Linked DNA regions of Homo sapiens: region 2 is linked to region 1. A link is a contact called in ENCODE Hi-C data. All regions are on one chromosome and are shown on one strand. Each heading gives the region's core, a stretch centred on a gene start or an enhancer-like site at or near the end of the contact. The rest is flanking DNA. Distances are from core to core; before and after follow the strand shown.

Region 1 (4,240 bases), core at 1,265-3,764:
TAATGTGTTCAAGTGCTCCAGTTTTTCTTTCTAAGACTTTTAAGTTAAGTGATTACTTATAACAGTCTTCCCCATTCCAATATTATAATACTATTTTTCTTGTATTTTTATGATTTCAATGTATCATTTAATCTTTGATACAGATGGAATTTATTTGGCCATGTGGTGTGAGGTAGGGTTGCATTTTCTCCCCTAGATAATTGAGATATTAATAGTTACTTTTGAGGTCAGATATCCATTTCCCATAGAAAATAAAGCAATAAAAGTTCAATCCTAACATGAGGGAAGCCTAAACCCACTTCATTGCTTGGTCCAGGCTGGGAAGGCCATCTCTGCACTGGAACCAGAGGATGGCCTGTTCTTGGCCTTTCCCAGATGAGGAAGCGTAGAGCAGTGGTTAAGAGCAAGAGTCCAGAGGCAGGTGGACGGAGTGAAAGTGCTTCTCTCTCAATACCTAGTTGTATGACCCTGGTCAAATGTTCTCACCTCTTTAATGTGCTTTCTCCTCATCTGCAAAACAGGGATAATATCAGTACCTGCATCATAAAATGGTGGTGAGAAGTAAACAAAGTCCTGAATGTGAACTGCACTGCACAGTGCTTGGCAAGGGAACACAGGGGAGCTGCTGCCATTATCATTGTCACCATTACCCTCACCACCACTATTTGGACCCTTGGTGATGGCTCCAACCTCAGGCCTGCCATTTACTGATGTAGAAGTGACTGGAAAGTGCTGGCTTCCTTTCCTCTTTCCCAGGATAGAAAGCTGACCTGGGGCTCCTCCACCTGGCCTGGCTCCATCATTCAGACAGTCTTCTTCCAGGGCAGCAAATGACCTCAGATGTTTGCCCTGGGCCACCCAAGGGGAATTTTGGGCTTTCTTTGTGTTCCATCCATTTCTCAGTCTTTTCAATTAAGTGAAATCAAGTAAAAACACAAATCAAGTGATCCCTGAAGGGAGATGAGATCTCACCAGGGAGTACTAGAGAACTACAACCAAAGTAGCTTGGCATGTTGCAGGTGGTAAATGGAGGTTCAGAGTGTGAAAGTGAATATATAACCCCAAATTAATGATTTTATGGTAGACCAGGACCCCCTGGGCCCTGATTCTTTGAGCAGAGCTTCATCTTTGCAACCATGGCTCCCAGCCCCACTGTTTCTTCAGGTGGCAGTGTCAAGGGGAAAGGAGCCCTGGGTCCTTTTTTTTTATTTAAAAAAAATTTTTTTAGATGGCTCATAAAGCCACCTCCTTTTTTGAGGAAGGGGTATGAATCTCAGGGAGGGTTCCTGCTACAAGGCCACTTGGCATCACCCTTGGCTCTGCTTGGAGCAGCCTCCAGGCAGTGACATTTCAATTGCTGCAAGTCTGGAGCTGTATTATGCCATGTGTATCAGGAGAGTAATTGGATAAATTGGCCCTGGAGGGGTTTTGGTAACCATTACTTTCAGTTATTTTGTGATCCCCCCCACAGGGGAAGAGTGGGTCCTTTTCTTCAACTGCAGCATGAAGCAGGCTGTACGCAGCCCCATCACCTACCTCAGCTACAGAGCAGATCCGATGGCCTTAGGGGACCAAAAGCTGGGGAGCGGCTGGGTGTTGTACCTTTGCTTTCTCCTTTCTGCTGCAGGTGAACCCTGTACCACTTAAGCCTGATGTCCATGGCTGTTCTCAGCAACTTCCAAGCATTACTTTCAGTTATTTTGTGACCTTTGATGAGGCAGCTACTTCTTTCTCCTCCCAGCCTCAGATAAGGGATGACACAATTCAGAGAATGAGAGAGTCAAATTCTTGTGGTTTGGGCTTAAAAGGAGAACTAGATGAAGAGTTAGGTTATGGGGTCCCCATGCTCTCAGGACTGGGGAGATGCCCCAGAGAAGCAAGAGAGGTTGGGTTTAGCTGGGTCCTCCAGAGGGGACTGTGCATCCTGCCCAGGACCTGGGGAAATGGTGGTAAAACCAGAAACCCCAGGCAGGTGGCGGGGATCTGCGATCCAGGGCATCCACGCCTCCCATCGCCCGGGGTCTCTGGTTCTGGAGTAGAATGATCTGTCCAGTGATCTTAGGGAGGCTGACCTGAGGCTGCTTTACAGGAGGTCTCTGAATCCAGAGGTGAATTTAATTGTTAGATGACTTAAGGTTTAAACAATTTGAGACCCTCTTTAGAAAACAAAATTAGAAATGATAAATTTCAGATGAGATACAGGCAGTGTCTCTTTTGGGGGTGATGAAATGTTCTGGAATTTGTGTGATCATTGGACACGTCTGCAAATATACTACAAAACACCGAATTGTCCACTTTAAAAGGGTGAATTTTATGGCATGTGAATTAGTTATAATTAAAAAAATATATTGTTAAAAAAATCAAGTAAGGGTTCTAGAAGGGGCCCAACCTGAGAGGGCCTGCAGCAAAGCTTTGCCCACTTCACGGTGCAAACTCTGCAGTCCAGTATGGCTAAGAGTGGCGTGGGCAGAGGGCCAGAGGCAGGAGAGTCCTGCTAGTAGCTGCTGTGTGGACAGATGGCCCCCTTGAGGATCAGATCCTTCCCCTTCTCTGGCCTACCTCCCACAGCCAGGCCCGAGTGAGCCTCCAGGAACTTCCATGCAATCTTGGAGGAAACAGAGTGGGAATTAACGGGGATGAGGCTTCAGCTTTGTGGGATGGGACCAGGAAAACAAAGAAGCCACATGTCTTGTACTCCTGATTTTGACCCAGCCTGTGTATACAAGCTCTGGCTTTGAGGGGCTCAATGACCAGGCCTCTCTCCGGCCCTGCAGCCAGGAAGGCTGACCAGAGGAACCCTGCTTCTACCCCTGTGAGGTTTTTTTTTGTTTTGTTTTTTGGGTTTTTTTGGGGTTTTTTTTTTTTTTTTGGATGGAGAAAATGCCTGCAGTCTGGGCAAACAGACGAGGCTCTTTGGAGGCCAGGGATATGCCACTGTCATATTTATAATATAATGCTTGTTTATCTTGAATCGGACCCGGCTCTCTGCATAACTTCTGTTCCTCACATTTTGAAGATTTGGGCCCAAAACACATTTCAGGGAATAAGGAGAAAGCCCTTGTTTGAAAATGAACCAGCAAAATAAATCATTGTGTTTCTGAAACAATGCCCACTGCATACTTTTCAATTCTGAGCTTTGGCAGCAGCGTTTTTAAAAAGCACACACACAAAACCTATCACATAATTCTTTCTGAAAGGCTCATTCAGCAGGCCTGCCTTTCAGTTCCCAGCCCCCTCTTTCTTCTCTCTTTTTTTCATCTATTTTAAACCAGCCCTTCTGGTGAGAGGGCAAGTGTACATACAGCCTTCCATTGTGTTTGTAAAACAGAGCCATATCAGTTGAGAAGTAATGATAACATTTGTAGTTATGCAAGTGGAGATAACAGTAATCAGATCTCTGCTCTGGGCAAAAAATCCTAGTGGCCAGAACCTAACAATGGGTTAGGGTGTTATGTTGAAAGGTGAGGGAGTTGTGTTTGTGTGTTTTTGTTTTAGCAAAGCACCAAGCCCTTTGTTTTTCCTGCTGGAGGATCTCCTAGTTAAAGCCCTTCCGAAGCTGACCGGTTAAGGAGACCCTTTCCTAAATGGAGATCTGTGGTTCCTCTGCTCACTCGAGTTTTCCTGGCTATTTTTTCTGGCGTCAAGTGATTTAGGGTTTCCTCTGCTTTCCAGCAGGTAATGTGACCTCTCCAGATTAGAAGGAGCTGAGGCTAATGTATTCGCTCAAGCAGAGGCCAGTGGAATGATAGCATCAGTTTGCACTGCCATTTGGGTTTTTTAAAAAGAAAGGTGTTGTTCTGGAGTTGCCCTTATTCTTTCCAAATCTGATTCCCCTGTGGCGGTTTCTGTTGCATTTTTCCTCAAACAACATGCAAATATATTGATACCTGGGAGTTTAAACAACGGCAAGAACTGGAAGGTGCAATTTCCAAGAAATGCCAGGCCCAAAACAGCACCCAGCCGTGTCTGGATTTGACATAATGGAGACCAAGGTTCTCAAAATGTGAGCTGTATTTAGAGATCACGAAGTTAACTCCTGATTAGGTGTTGGATATCTGAGTTTCTCTGCTGGTTGGTTTCTCTGATTTCATTTTGGGGTTGCCATTTACTTATTTTGGTTGGGGGAAGTAGTAGCCTTGGGTTCTCCAGATGTAGCAAAGAATATCTTAGTGTAGACCAAGTGCCCCATCATAGAATGGCTGTCAAGAGACATATCCTGATTCTTATCCGACTTAGGCAG
Region 2 (4,240 bases), core at 647-3,146, 86 kb before region 1:
CTTAATTTGGAATTCACACAGCCACCTTCCAATCACTCTTTTGAAGGTTCTCATCTTGTTCCAGGTCCATGCACTGTGCATTTGCAACCTGCTGAACCTCAGAACGTCTATTCTTATATGTGTATATATGTAATTAAAATTACAGTAAACAGAGGAGCTACTCATCAGCCTATTTTCCATGTGTTTATCTCACTCCCTTTGTAAAAAGGAAAATCTGTTTTATATAATATCTGAGAGTTAAACATGCTAGAAGAGAATCTTGCCTAAAACTGTAAATCCTTCCTGTCCTTCCTGGTGGAGAAGATGTGATTTTTGTTATCACATAGAAGAAGAGATGAACTAGCACTGGGCTTTAGTCTCTCGCCCAGAGATAATACATCAGGGGATTCTTTTTATATCAGTTTGTTGCAAAAAAGTTGCAAACTTGAGGGGTTTGGTTTGCCCAGGGACCGGGGAGGTTCCTGGTGGGGAGAACACATGAGCTCTTTGGGTCATCGTCCCCTTTGTCTCTGCCGTAGTGCCCGCTGGGCCAGGCCACGAAGGGGGCCCCCACTCTGCCCAGCCTGCATCCTCGTCCACCATCTGCACCCTGCCATCACCTCGGTTTTTCAGAAGTTAGGAAAGGAGTCCAGGCGCTGTCATCCACTTACTGTTCACTGTTTCTGAGGTTCTTAGGGATTCCGAGGGGTGGTGGATCGCTGAAGGGTTCGAGAGGAGGAGCGCAGCGTTCGGCAGATGCTGGCATCCTGGGCCCTTTTCCAAGACGTCCAGGCCTCCTCCTCCGACTTGTTTAAGGGCAGAGAATAAGGTTGCAAAGGAAATCAAAGCCTGATGTGGAGAAATGAAACATGAGACCTACTGACTTTTTAAAAACATTTTAAATAACATTCTCTAAGGTTTCATTTTATACTGAAGGCAGCTGTAATAAGTTTGGAAGACAGTGTAAGGTTTCTATTACAGAACAATCCTGCTTGCAGTTTTTCTACCAGAAGTGAGAAAGGGCGGAGGGGGAGTGGAGGTGGTTAAGAGGTTATTTTGTATAAGGTGAGAAAATTTGAAAAGATGAATTCAAGACTGCAAGCGTGTAACATTTGGTATGCTGTAATTTGCAAATGCAATAACATTAAACCATTGCAAACTTGGGGTGTGTGTGTGTGTGTGTGTGTGTGTGTGTGTGTGTGTGTGTGTGTATACATAGCCGGGATAGCATTGGAATAACTTAATAACTGGAGCTCAGCAGCACTTTGACCACAAGGAAAACAAGACTGCAGCTCTGTAGTGGGCCCTGCCAGTGTTGCCTCAGTGACTAAATTCCCTGCCGAAGCCTGGCGCAGGCCAGAGATGTCAGGCGGGATGAAAGCACTCATTGTTCACGGGGCATCATGGTTTGGTACTGCATGCACAATGTTTACTTGTGAAACGATTTATTAGAAACAAATATGTTTAAGAAAGAGGACTTGGTTTGAAACTCAGTTGATCTGGCTTATGACATTTAAGATTTTATGACCTTTGTTTCTAAGAATAGATGTGTAGGCCCACTGTAAATATTTATCTTAAAACGCACCCACACTACACACACACATGCATGTACAAGTGCAAAACTGGAAAACGGAGCCAGGGCATGAATTGATACTAAAGTTCACATTTCTGTGTGAAGGAATAAACCTTCTTACTATTTGCTAGGTGCATAGGAGCATAGTTTGTGACCTTGTCTGGCAGGATCTAGCCCAGAGGACAGCTTCCCCTCGTGCTGTGAAGTCTCTTGGTAGGAGGCCTGGGGAGGAGAGGAGCGTGTGTCTGTTCGTGCGCGGACTTAACTCTGCCCTTCCCACATGGATGAGGCCAGCTGGGATTAAATCAGACCTCGGTCACTGCCCGCTGTGGACAGGTCCCTGGGGTGTCCAGCCAGCTGCTAGGCCTGACCAGGAGGCTTGCTGGGGCCCATCCCTGGGTCATTGTATGAGCCAGAGAGCAAGGGTTTCACCTGACGTCTGAAGGGGCCCAGCTTTGAGATTTTCTGCCCACCAACACCAGAAGTCTTAACTTCAGGTTCTTTGCTCAGCCTACATGGGCAATATAGGGGCAGATGAATGATTTCTTTGCGGCTCCAGTATCCTTATCTTTATAATGTGAAAACATAGATGTCTGTAAAGTGATGGGAGATTCTGGAATGAAATGTGCTAAGAGTAACCACTAGCACTTTTTCTTTCTTTTTAAAGACCAGCAACAGGCTTATGCAGTAAAGTCAATTTGCACATGGTCTGGCTCTTGTCCAACAAATTCCACTAGATGATGTTTTAATCTGAAAGGTCCAATGATGTAGATATCTATTGTTCTAATTTGCTGTTTCCAGCCCAGTGCATGGTGATTCTCAGGTACAGTGCAGAGACATCCTTGGTGTGCTGAGCTGGCTGAGTTCTCCTCATTTCCCTCAGTTGTTTTTTAACACTGGAGGTTAGGGTAGTGGTACCCACACCTAGGGGAGGAAGAGAGGGAGGAGGCTGGTAAGTGCAGGCCTGTTGGGATGGAGTTGTATTCATGTATGGACACATGATTGTGTTTTGTGTGGCTTTTGACAGATCTGTGTAGGAAGGTTCCAGTAAGTTTGTACGACAAGATCAGGTAGCAGTCTGGTGGTCTGGTGGTTATTTAATTCTTTTTATTTTATTTCATTTTATTGTTGCAAGAATGCTAAGCATGAGAACTACCATCTCACCTAAGTTTTTTTTCTTTTCTAAGACGGGGTCTCACTCTGTTGCCCAGGCTGGAGTGCAATGGCATGATCGTGGCTCACTGCAGCCTCAACTTCCTGGGCTCAAGCCATTCTCTCACCTCAGTCCCAAGTACCTGGGACTACAGGCATGCACCACCATGTCTGGCTAACTTTTGTATTATTTGTAGAGATAGGGATCTTGCTATGTTGCCCAGGCTGGTCCCACACTCCTGGCCTCAAGCAATCCTCCTGCGTCAGCCTTCAAAGTTCTGGGATTATGCTCAAAGGCATGAACCACTGCGCCTGGTCTTCAACTAAGTTTTCAGTGTACAATACGTTGTTGTTGACTATAGGCACGATGCTGTGCAGCAGGTCTCTAGAGTTTGCTCATCTTGCTTTACTGAAACTTTATGCCTCTTGATTGCAACTCACCATTTCCTTCCCTGTCCCAGCCCCTGGCAACCACCGTTCCGCTCTTTGATTTTATGAATGCGATGAATTTAGATACCTCATATCAGTGGAGTCAGGCAGTGTCTGTCTTTCTGTGACTATCCTGTTTCACTTAGCATCATGGCTTCCACGTTGTCACATATTGCACCATTTCCTCCTTCTTCATGGCTGAATAGTATTCCGTTGTGTATATAGCCACATTGTAAAAATTAATCCTTTGGCAGACACTTAGATTGATTCCATTTCTTGGCTATTGTTAATGGTGCTGCAATTAATATAGGAGTGCAGATCCTGATTGCAGTTCTTTTAGATAAATAGAGAAGTGGGATTGCAGGATCTTAGGGTAGTTCTGTTTTTAATTTTTTGAGGAACCTCCATATTGTTTTCCATGGTGGCTGCATCATTTTATATTCCCACCAACAGTGCGCAGGGGTTCCAGTGTCTCCACATCCTTGCCGACACTTGTCTTTTTTTTTTTTTCTTCCCATCCTGACAGGTGTCATGTGATAGCTCCTTGTGGTTTTGATTTGGAACGCGCCCGATCTCGTCTGATTTGCATTTCTCTAATGATTAGTGACATTGAGAAACTTTTCATACACCTAGTGGCCATTTGTGTCTTGGAGAAATGCATAGTTAAGTCCTTAGCCCATTTTTCCATGGGTATTACTTAACACTTGAGGAGTCTCATGTGTGGTTGCTAGCACACCTTGGCTTGATTGTCTCCACAAAAGTTTTGCAGAGACCGCCTCTTAGCTGGAGAGAAGCCTTTCCAGGCATAAGATGAGAGGGTGTATTCTTTGTTGAGAACGTGTTCTCGAAGGAGAGAGAGGCAAGACAAGTGAAGCTAGGAAGTAATTTTGGGATACCATCTCTGCCCTTTTATAGGGCAGTCTAAAACATAGCCAGGAGTTGGAAACCAGCATCTCCTTATGTTTCATTCAGTGCCATATTGGAATAAGCTAAGAAACATCTACTTGTGCATTTAGTAACTGGCATAGAGTAACACCTGATATTCATCAAAGAGCTAAATGGGTGAATAAAGAATGAATGAATGGAGTGAATTCCACAATAAAGAGG

Evidence for each region. Hi-C counts contacts between places; a loop is a spot of excess contacts on that map. Pooled maps may share reads with other maps.
Region 2: a loop to region 1 is called in a map of dorsolateral prefrontal cortex, with 4 times the contacts of the local background. The contact joins two enhancer-like sites. A Hi-C loop is called at or near these places in 2 of 168 maps with a recorded cell type or tissue (Caco-2 and dorsolateral prefrontal cortex), 17 of 37 single-sample maps with no recorded cell type and 8 of 50 pooled maps.

What each region holds. Positions count from the first base shown.
Region 1 is chr10:121,436,090-121,440,329 of GRCh38, reverse strand. No RefSeq gene overlaps it. Among named protein-coding and RNA genes, the nearest start is that of FGFR2, 160 kb to the left of the region's middle. Within about 2 kb of position 2,514, at least 2 of the 41 ENCODE cell types and tissues checked have a DNase peak (open chromatin) inside an H3K27ac peak, as active enhancers do; they include dorsolateral prefrontal cortex, where a contact is called at or near this core.
Region 2 is chr10:121,521,052-121,525,291 of GRCh38, reverse strand. The region is part of intron 6 of FGFR2 (fibroblast growth factor receptor 2); the gene reads left to right. Among named protein-coding and RNA genes, the nearest start is that of FGFR2, 75 kb to the left of the region's middle. Within about 2 kb of position 1,896, at least 10 of the 41 ENCODE cell types and tissues checked have a DNase peak (open chromatin) inside an H3K27ac peak, as active enhancers do; they include dorsolateral prefrontal cortex, where a contact is called at or near this core.